Regions from separate parts of the Homo sapiens genome. Here region 2 is linked to region 1. The links are chromatin loops, found by intact Hi-C in ENCODE. Cell type or tissue: MCF 10A. All regions are shown on one strand. Each heading gives the region's core, and the rest is flanking DNA. Links, peaks and the distances in the headings are about the cores only.

Region 1 (5,371 bases), core at 170-5,169:
GACCCCCAGTGTTGGAGGCGGGGCCTGGTCAGAAGCGTTTGGGTCATAAGGGTGGATCCGTCATGAATGGCTAGTGCCCTCCCCACGGCAATGTGTGAGTTCTCCCTCTGTTGGTTCACGGGAGAGCTGCTTGCTTAAAAGACTCTGGCCTCCCTCTTGCTCCCTCTCTGGCCATGTGACATGCCTGCTCCCCCTCCACCTTCCACCATGAGTGGAAGCTTCTCAAGGCCTCACCAGAAGAAGATGTTGGTGCCATGCTTGTATAGCCTGCAGAACTGTGAGCCAAATAATTCTCTTTCCTTTACAAATTACCTAGCTCAGATATTCCCTTATAGCAACACAGAACGGACTAACACAAGCTCCCTACCCTCCAGTCTGCCCTCCTTCCTCTGTGCAGGGCAGAGATGTTCAGAACCAGAGAGCAACCCCCATGTAGCCCATGGGCCATGGCTTTCCAGGACCAGCCTGATCCCTCTAATACTGCAGCATCCCAAACTCCCTCCCTCTGCCTCTCTGGGACACGGCTTCTATCAGGCTTCTCTCCACATCAACCCTTAGAACTACCCGTTTGTGGGAAAACTAAGAAACTGGGACAAATAAGACATCACTTTTATACTAAATAGTGGGGCATTCACTTAATTAAATATGGAGTATCTATTCAATAGAATTTATGAAAAGCTATGATGTGGATCGATGCATACTGATACTAAATGCAAATCCAATTAATTTAAAAAGCAGGTTGAAAAATAGCATGTAGAATACAAACTCATTTGGTAAAAGAAAATAAACATGCATATATAGGCATCACCTCCAAAATGTTAACTTATTTATCTCTGGGTGGTGGGAATATGACTGACTTGTTTTGTATTATAATAAACAAATATTTCTAGGGCAATAAAAAATTACAAGAATAACTTAAAAAACGAACCAGGGCCAGGCATGGTGGCTCACGCCTGTAATCCCAGCACTTTGGGAAGCCGTGGAGGGCAGGTCACTTGAGGTCAGGAGTTCAAGACCAGCCTGGCCAACATGGTGAAACTTATCTCTACTAAAAATATAAAAGTTAGCTGGGCATGGTGGCTACTACTCACAGGCATGCCTGTGATCTCAGCTACTCGGGAGGCTGAGGCAGGAGAATCGCTTGAACCTGGGAGGCAGAGGTTGCAGTGAACTGAGATCATGTCTCTGCACTCCAGCCTGGGTGACAGAGTGAGACTCCATCTCAAAACAAACAAACAAACAACAACAACAAAACAGAAGCAGGCAAGATAGGAATGGATTTTCCTCAGCACCTCTTTATTCATTTCAACCCAAACATTTCAGAAGCACCTACTCAGTGCTGGGCCTGCCCACAGCTGAGCAGGGAATATGGTCCCCTCAATAACCTCTGTTGTTGGCTGGGGTAACCCAAGGAGACCCTTCAGGTAGGGGCTGAAGGCAGCAGGAGGTTCTTTTTGTTTGTTTGTTGTTTCTGTTTTTTCAGACAGGGTCTCACTCTGTCACCCACACTGGAGTGCAGTGCCGCAATTACTGCTCACTGCAGCCTCCACCTCCCTGGGCTCAGGTGATCCTCTCCCCTCAGCCTCCTGAATAGCTGGGAACACAGGTGTGCACCACCACGTCCGGCTAATTTTTTTTTTTTTTTTTTGTAGAGATAGGATTTCACCATGTTGCCCAGGCTGGTCTCGAACTCCTGGGCTCAAGCGATCTGCCCACCTAGGCCTCCCAAAGTACTGGGATTACAGGCGTGAACCACTGCCCGGCTGAGAAGGAGGTTCTTCCGCGAGAGAAGGCTATGCAGAGGGGAGGATCTCAGGCCTGAAGGGTCTAGAAGCCCACTGGAAGGTCTTCCAGACACTTGGGACATCTAGCTCCTGAAGAGTAGAAAGAGGAGCTGCTGCCGAAGAGGTAAGACAGAGAGAGGGGCACAGGATGTGGAGTCCGCCCCTCTGTCCTCAGGGAGTTTCTTTGGAGAGAGAAGAGAATGAGGCTGGGCTCAGAGGAAGTTCCTCCCACTCCGTGGAGCTCAAACTAGTCCAGTGGTGGCAGCTGCCCTGGCTGGAATAAAGCATCGACCCACAGTGGCCTCACATCTCTGAGGCCTTTGCAGGTTAAGAGTCTCCTGCCATGATACCCCACCACAGTGGAACCCGTTGTTGGGCCAGCGTGTTCTCAGGGACTGGGACACGGGCCAAATACTACAGCCACCAAGGCCATAGCCTGTGCTCTCTCTGAGCCGAGGGAAGAACACCCTCTCCGGCCCTGTAGTTCCATTTTTGTTTCTTTGTTTCGTTTCCTCTGCTGTCTTCTCCAGAGCTCTGCGCTGCAGCTGAGAGACTGGGTATCTCCTAGAGATTCCTGACCCCCACGCACCAGCCCCACCACCAGAGGGCGCCCGAGCACAGAGACGCCGCAACCGGAGCAGGAGCCCTAAACCTGTCAGGGTGGGTCAGCCCTGGAGTAATCCTGGAGGGAGGGTCTGGGAGAGGGCCCCAGTGTGGGGACCTGCCCGGCTCAACCAAATGTAGTTTGTTACCTTGGTGGCCATCTGCAGCCAGGTGGCCCTGCCACACTGCTAAACCAGAGGATTTAGGAAGCAGACAGGGATTCGGGAAGTGGCTGAAGAGCACTGGAAAGACAAACTCCTGCGGTGCAAGAGTCCTGGACCAGGAGTGCGGAGAACTGGGGGCGCTCCTCTCCCTGTTACCCTAGGCTTGTTTTCTCATATGTAAACAAAGGCAGGGGCGGGGAGAAGGGAAGGACTCGATGGTACCCAGGTGCCCTTCAGGCTCTAACCAAAGACATGCCCCACCCTCCTGGAGGAACCCTGCGGAGCGCAGAGAACGGCTGGAGACATAGCGGCCGCGGTTTTCCCCGCAGCGCAGGAGCGCCAGGCACTGCGCTGGGTCAACTGCGGTCAGGGAGTCACCTGCCCGCGACAGCGAGCGCGCACCCACACTCTCGACCAACCCAGGCTGGCCTCCAGCCCACTCTCGGGTCCCAACGCCCAAACATCTCGCATTGCTGGCTCCGACATCTCCCCACCCGCCGCCAGGAATCAGCGCAGAGGGAGATGCGTCTTCTGTGGCGGGTGCGGGGCGAGGACCCTGACCCCAGCTCTGGGAAGTGAACTGTACGGAGGAGAGAGCTCTCCATCGTCAGCTCTGCCTCCGCCCCTCCTGCGGCTTCACTTCAGCCCGGATGCCGGCGATGGGGAATAGACCAGGGACGCAGGAGCACACTGGACCGGGGGTGGATCCACTTGGGGAGGCAGGCAACCGACCCGCGCACCGGTGGCGCAACCTCGTTCCGGTGACCGAAGCTTGTGGAGGTAGCTCCACTCCCGGCTCCCTGGTCCGACATCCCCCTGCCACCTCCTCCCCCACCTCCCCGAGTCTTGGGAGCCTGGACCCCGAAGGTGCAAAAAGTCAAGAGCCTGGAAAACTGCACTGTGCAAATATATTGACTTTATTTGTCTCCTTTCAGGAGCCTCACAGACATATCCAGGTAAAAAGATCGTTAAATAAATGCCTTCAGCCATCGCAATGCAAAAATAAATATCAATCCTCCAGACGCAGTAGCAGCCGCGCTGCGCCCAAAGTCCCAACGGCCACGCCTAACAATTATAAAAGTGTTCAGCGAGAGTGTTGGCGTGAGTGTGAATGGGTGTGCGCTGGGGGGCACGGTGGAGCGGTGTGCAAAATCGGAGTTGCAAACCATCGGACAAGGGCATGGAGTGGCTACCCGCCGCCGACTCAGCGCGGGCGCGCCTCCCCGCACACACTCACAGCAGAGTTCGCACTGGGAAGAGTTAAAAAATAAACATTTACAAGGACGAGGAAAGCGGCCCCGCTCCCGGCGCTCCCGGGCCAGGGCGAGCGCGGCGAGGGGCGCACCGACCGGTTCGCAGCGGGGCGGGAGTCCGAGCGCGCGAGGAGCGGCGGTCCCGGGTCCTTGCGGGTCCCCCGGGAGCAGGGCGCGGGCACTCTCGGGGTTCACACGCCGGTCCCCGCGCGGACCGCGGACGCGCGCGTCCCCCCCGCGGGCGGCGCCCCTTACAGGGCCGAGTCGGAGTCGCTGGAGTCCAGGCTGTTCCTCAGTTTGCAGCTGCTGAGCTGCTCCCGCTGCAGCGACAGGCTCTGCGTGCTGCGGCGCAGGCACTCCAGGCTCTGCAGGAACGACTTCTTGGCCTTCTCCTCCTCCATGGGGGACACCCCCTCCTCCTCCACCTCCTGGATCTCGTCGAAGGTCACCGGCTGCGTCTTGAAGCGAGACTGGCGCGGCCGCCGCAGCCGGCCCCGGCCCTTGGGCAGCTTGGCGGGCCGCACGGGCTGCGGGAACTCGTCGGCCAGGCACACGAAGTGCGGCATCACCGCCTGGTAACTGGAGCAGATGCCCATCAGCTCGCCGGGCTTGGCGGCCATGGCGCCTCCGGCGTCTGCGGGGCCGGGCGGCGGGGCGCCGGGGCTCTCCGAGGGCGGCCGCTGCGCCGGGGCCCCCCGGGAGGCAGCAGCCGGGGGCTCGCCGGGCGGGGGATCCAAATCTGCTGCGGGGTGGCGGCGGCCCTCGCGGGCCCGGGCCGGCGCTCCTCGGGAGGGCGGGCGGGCGGGCGGACCCGTCGGGGGGCACGGGGCTCGGGGGGCGCTGTTCCGCCGCGCTCCGAGGCGCTCGCCGCCGCTGCTGTCGCCGTCTGCCCCGCGGCGGCCAGGCTCGCGGCTTATATAGCCCGCGGCTGCCCACACGGCTCTGAGCTCGGATGACAGCGAATGCCATTTAAAGCGTGCGCGCCCCGCGCCCTTCCGCCTGACGTCGCCCCGCCGCTCTGGGAAAGTAACGGCCCCTTCCCCGGCGCCGCCCGCCCCCCGCCAACCGGCTCCGGAAGGCAGGCCCCGCCCGCGGGGGTTCCGGGAGAAGCCGCGGCCCCGGAGCACGCGGCTGGCCCGAGCTGCGCCCGGACAGGGACCCTCAATCGCCGCGACTGGGCGGGCACTGTCCCTTCTGGGATCCCCAAGTCTGCACCAACCGGGTTGGCCGCGGGGCCGCAGGTCCCCCTCCCCCGCCCCCTGGTCCCAGATGCACACACTTGAGGCGCTGGTTATTCCACCGCCGGTTCTGCGCGGGGCGCGAGGCAGCTCTCAGCTCTCTTTGCAGCCTGGCGAGCCTGAGCGCCCGGCTCCCCAGAGCTGAGCTCGGAAGAAGGGGTGGGCTCCCCTTCTGGATCCTTGCCACCCCCCTCCGCAGGCGCGCGCGCGCACACACACACACACACACACACACACACACACACACACACGCACGAATGCAAACACATCTCGATTATTCCATTCCGGTTCTTCCCTTCCCTAGATGTCTTCTTTATGTTTGTCTCCTC
Region 2 (5,371 bases), core at 150-5,149, 120 kb after region 1:
AATCTAAAGGGGATAGTTTAATATATATGTTATATCACACTTAAGGTATTGTTATCACTTTATATGCAAGCTAGCCAAAAAGTATACAAATATATGAGGAAAAATGAATGTCTTGATGACAGCTAAATTTAGAATTTGATTCAATGTCAAGAGTAAAATATTTACTAGTATTTACTGGTATAGCAATGTATATTCTGGCTGGGAAATAAATAAGAGGCTTATTTCGCTTATACAAAATCAAAATCAGTACTATTAGATTAAGATTATTTAGATGATTAGATTATTCAGCAAAAATGCATTGGCTGGCCTAGAAAATCCTTGAAAATGTTATATTAAAATGTAACCATCTGCAGTTACGACTAAAAGTGACTTAATTTCTTCTTAGTGTTTGTATATATTTCTCATACTTTTGGCAACAATCTTGCATTGTTTTTACAATTAGAAAAGCCTCCACAATCTTATTTCTAAAAGAAACCTAATATGAATAAAACTTTTTCTGTTTTACTCCTGTAGCGTCAGTAATCAACAGTTTGTAGAAGGAACTTTATTTTATACCCAGGAGCCAATGTAGATTTTCCCACTCATTAATTTAGTATGAAAAATGATACAATATAAGCAAATTATTCTCATATCATGTAATCTTTGGCATTTGGTCATTTTTTAGAGAGAACAGTACAAAGAAAACATGATTGCATAATGTTCAAAAAGACAATCAAAAGCTCAAATTAAAAGATTACATTAAAATTCAAGATGCTTTAATCACCTGTATTATCATAATACACATGGAGAGAATAAAGTATAACAACTCACCCTAGAATCCAGGCAAAGCCCCTGGAATCCAGGATATTCATACCCAGAATTAGGATACCACAAATAGCCACTTTGTCCACATCTGCCCTCCCTCTACCCCAAAGAAACCTGCTTACCATAAATAGGATCTGAATCCAAGTAACTAAAAACGTACCCACACAATTTGGAAGTAAACAATTTCTTAGATGCAAATACCTTAAACAAGTTTTCAACTGTAATCATTAACAATAATTTTTCAAAATCACAGTGTAACAGTGAAAATAATTACAGAAAGTGACAACAGTGTTACACAATGCCTGGTTTGGAGAAATTAGATGGTAACTCCATTGAAAATCATGCTACAATGACACAGCACACATTTCCTTTGGCAAACTGTGTAATTTGAGCACCGCGGTAAAAAAGAACACAACTTAATTAGAAATTCTTAGAATCTCACCTGTATAGCTAATAGAATATTTATTGCACAGTGGGTGGAAAGCTTAATTAGACAAAGTTTCTAAGAGTGCTTTGAGATCTCCAAGTATTATTTGATTTCCCTTTTTATTAATGTTAAGTTTTTGTGAAAGTTAAGAGCCCTGCCTTGCCATTTTCCCAGCTCCATATTACTTAACCTTAAATTCAATCCTATATCATTCAAAATAAAATTTTTCCTTTTGTAATAAATTTGGTTTGATCTACATTAATTTATCAAAAGAAAAAGAACTTTTCAGAACAAAGAGCTCCATGCCAATTAATAATGATTCCAAAGCCATAATTCATAAACTCTAAACAAAATTTTAAAAAAGAATGCATATACCAGCCGGGCACAGTGGCTCATGCCTGTAATCCCAGCTCTTTGGGAGGTCGAGGCGGGCAGATCACGAGGTCAGGAGATCGAGACCATCCTGGCTAACACGGTGAAACTCCGTCTCTACTAAAAATACAAAAAAATTAGCCGGGCGTGGTGGTGGGCGCCTGTAGTTCCAGCTACTCGGGAGGCTGAGGCAGGAGAATGGCGTGAACCCGGGAGGCGGAGCTTGCAGTGAGCGGAGATCACGCCACTGCACTCCAGCCTTGGCGACAGAGTGAGACTCCGTCTCAAAAAAAAAAAAAAAAAAAGAAAAAAAAAGACTGCATATACAATCATACACAGTTTTTATAAGTTTCACATACTATAGTATGCTAAGAGTTTCCAATACCTAAATTTTTCCAAAATAAGCTAACTTCTCAAAAGTGACAGGTTTGGGGAGGAGAAAATAATTTCTAAAGTTGTCAGAGATTTTTCATTTTCACTCGTATATAAGGCATTTATCCTATAACCTAGCTTCATTTGGAGGTGAAAAGCAACATCAGTACCAATCTATAACTACTCTCTCATTTTTGGAAGAAGAAAACAATGCAGAGTGGTTATCATGCCGTTTGGCAAAACCATCATTTTGTAGTTATGCCTGAAGCAGGCCATTACTATGACACTCTAAGGACTAAATGTATCCAATAATTTGGAATTTTTTAGGAGCATAATGATAACTAATTTCAAAATGAATTAAAAGACTAGCTATTAACTTGGAATGCCTTCATCTAGAAAAGCCATGGATGGGGATTAGTGGTGAGGGTTTTACTCTCCTTCCCATAATTTATCATATTCCTAATGTTGTTAAATTCTTGAAGCAGGGTGCCCGGATGCATTCTTAACATAATTCCTAAATTAAATACAATTAGACTGCTGAACGGAGACTGTTCTCATGGATTTTCAAATTAATAGAGGGCTCCCCCTACTGGCATTGTGTCACATGCCAGAGGCAAATCCAGGTGAGAAAAACAAATGTTTCCGTGCTTTTCACCCATCTGTCCATTCATCTAAACTTTTATCATCTACTCCATGGGCAGGGCATCGCATAAGACACTTCTGGCTAAGTGACATACAATGAATACACTGTGGTATAAAAAGGAAAAAATAGATTTTCAAAAAGCATGCAAAGGGTCTCATACTCTGATTTCAGAGAATCATGGGGTGGAAGATGCCATAGTCTAAATGTTTGTGTCCCTCCACTCCAAATTTTTTTTTTTTTTGAGACAGGGTCTCACTCTGCCAGCCAGGCTGGAGTCCAGTGGCACGATCTTGGCCCACTGCAACCTCTGCCTCCTGGGTTCAAGCAATCCTCCTGCCTCAGCCTCCTGAGCAGCTGGGACCACAGGTGTGAGCCACCATGCCTGGCTAATTTTTTTATTTTTGATAGAGATGGGGTCTCGCCATGTTGGCCAGGCTGGTCTCAAACTCCTGGGTTCAAGTGATCCTCCTGCCTCAGCCTCCTGAGTAGCTGGGATTACAGGCACGTGCCACCATGCCCAGCTAATTTTTGTATTTTTGGTAGAGATGGGGTTTCACTATGTTGGCCAGGCTGGTCTTGAACTCCTGGGCTCAAGTGATCCACCCATCTCAGCCTCCCAAAATGCTGGGATTACAGGCGTGAGCCGCTGCGCCCAACCTCCACCCCTCCAAAACTTGTATGTTCAAACCTAATCCCCAATATGGTGACATTAAGAGGAGGGTGGGGCCTTTGAGAAATGATTACATCATGAGGGTTCCACCCTCACACGTGGTATTGGTGCCCTTATAAAAGAGGCCTGAGGGAGCTTGTTTGCCTCTTCTGCCACATGAGGACATGGCAAGAAGGCTCCATCTATGAAGAATGGGGTCCTCACTCGACACCAAATCTGGTGGGGCACTGATCTTAGACTTCCCAGCCTCCAGAACTCTGAGAAATAAGTTTATGCTCTTTATAAACTACCCAATCTAAGGTATTTTGTTAGAGCAGCCCAGAGGGACTAAGACAGAAGAGATTAATTTAGTCGATGTCATTCTAGTCCTTCAATTTCTCCAAGCAGTTATTCTGTTTGAGTACATTGAACACTTGGAGTCACCTGGAACAGAAGAACCCAAACTCAAGTGCCTGAAAGGTCAGAGAGGTAATGTAAATGAGTGAGAGAAGTCAAACAATAGGGACTGGTGGGGACTGTGGCAATCTAGAGAGCTGCAGGCCTAACTTACTGCATATATCCGGAAGCTACTCAGCTCTAGTCACTTGCTGCCATGTAGTAATTCAGGTCTGTGTTACCCAATTTTCAGATTTTTCCCAAGAGAAGTTAGAAATCTCGGTGTAAAATTTCCTAACTTTGAAAACTGAGCCAATCAAAATGTGTTCGTCAGCCACCTCTGGCCCACAGACCAACAGTTTACAACCTCTGACCCAGGATACTCACCTTCCGCCTCTTCCACTTCTGGCAGATTCAAAGATTAGGACATTCTCACAATTTACTTCAGTATAAATAGCGATTGATTCAAGTTCAACCTTCTAGGGCCACACACAATCAGTGTGACCCTTATTCCCAAAGAACTTGAACTAAAATTTCAGTTCAGTTTTTTCAGTTCAGAATTTTCTGTTTTTAAAAAATCATTCATTTATTATTATTTCTTAGAATAAAAAAAAAATGTGTTGTGCACCTTACGTATGCGAGGCCCAGGTAGGATTCAGCAGGAAAGGAAAAGGACATGATACCAACCCTCATGGTGCTTACAATCTGTAGAGAGGCTCTAAACTGAAAGAGAGACTCAATCTAAGAAAAACTCTAGTCCAGACATGGTGACTCACACTGGTAATCCCAGCACTTCGGGAAGCTGAGGCAGGAGGATCGCTTGAGGCCAGGAATTCCAGTCCAGCCTGAGCAACATAGCAACACTCCATCTCTATAAAAAATTTAAAAATTAGCTAGGCATGGTGGTGCATGCCTGTAGTCCTAACTACTCAGGAGGCTAAGGCAGGAGGATCGCTTGAGCCCAGTAGTTTGACGTTACAGTGAGCTATGATAGTGTCACTGCACTCCATCCTGGGTGACAGAGTGATACCCTGTCTCAAAAAAAGAAAAACACACACAAAAGAAAGAAAGAAAGAGTCTAAAAATGAAATGCTCAGTGAAGGGAAGACATGCAGTGGGCGCATGACACTCTGGAGGGTTCAGAAAGGTGCCCTACCCACACCCACCCTTAATAAGAAATGGTTTCAAGCCCCCACCTTGGTTGAATGTCTGATGAAGGAAGAACTAAATTATAAGCCCCTGCTTTAAGTCTTATACTGACCCCCCCAAAAAAAGTAAAAAATTAAATTAATATAAAAATATTAAATTTCAAATTGACTTAAAAAGAGTAAAAAGAAATTAATATATAATCCCCTGCTTGAGATGCTCTTCCACACGGTTGGTGGGACTGTAAACTAGTTCAACCATTGTGGAAGTCAGTGTGGCGATTTCCCAGAGATCTAGAACTACAAATACCATTTGACCCAGCCATCTCATTACTGGGTATGTACCCAAAGGAGTATAAATCATGCTGCTATAAAGACACATGCACACGTATGTTTATTGTGGCACTATTCACAATAGCAAAGACTTGGAACCAACCCAAATGTCCAACAATGATAGACTGGATTAAGAAAATGTGGCACATATACGCCATGGAATACTATGCAGCCATAAAAAGGATGAGTTCATGTCCTGTGTAGGGACATGGATGAAGGTGGAAACCATC

What was found. Hi-C counts contacts between places; a loop is a spot of excess contacts. Peaks named below come from ENCODE experiments on the same cell type or tissue, not always from the same donor. Only the 100,000 strongest peaks of a DNase experiment are listed, where the experiment ranks them.
Region 2: it touches region 1 in a loop (7-fold over the local background); 6 of 110 quality-filtered maps call a loop at or near these places.

The regions. Positions count from the first base shown.
Region 1 is chr11:43,941,958-43,947,328 of GRCh38, reverse strand. It overlaps C11orf96 (chromosome 11 open reading frame 96), which reads right to left and starts at 4,692. Exons shown (of 1, transcript NM_001145033.2): 1 at 3,451-4,692. The coding sequence starts at 4,424. The coding sequence ends at 4,056. It also overlaps a transcript of ACCSL not described here. RefSeq lists enhancers at 1-397, 2,407-3,235, 3,236-4,065 and silencers at 4,805-4,934, 4,975-5,104. In MCF 10A, for the core only: a CTCF peak has its summit at 2,378 (motif pointing right); a DNase peak (open chromatin) is centred at 2,398.
Region 2 is chr11:43,822,619-43,827,989 of GRCh38, reverse strand. All of the region lies in intron 6 of HSD17B12 (hydroxysteroid 17-beta dehydrogenase 12), which reads right to left. Among named protein-coding and RNA genes, the nearest start is that of ALKBH3, 56 kb to the left of the region's middle. In MCF 10A, for the core only: a CTCF peak has its summit at 2,560 (motif pointing left); a DNase peak (open chromatin) is centred at 2,559.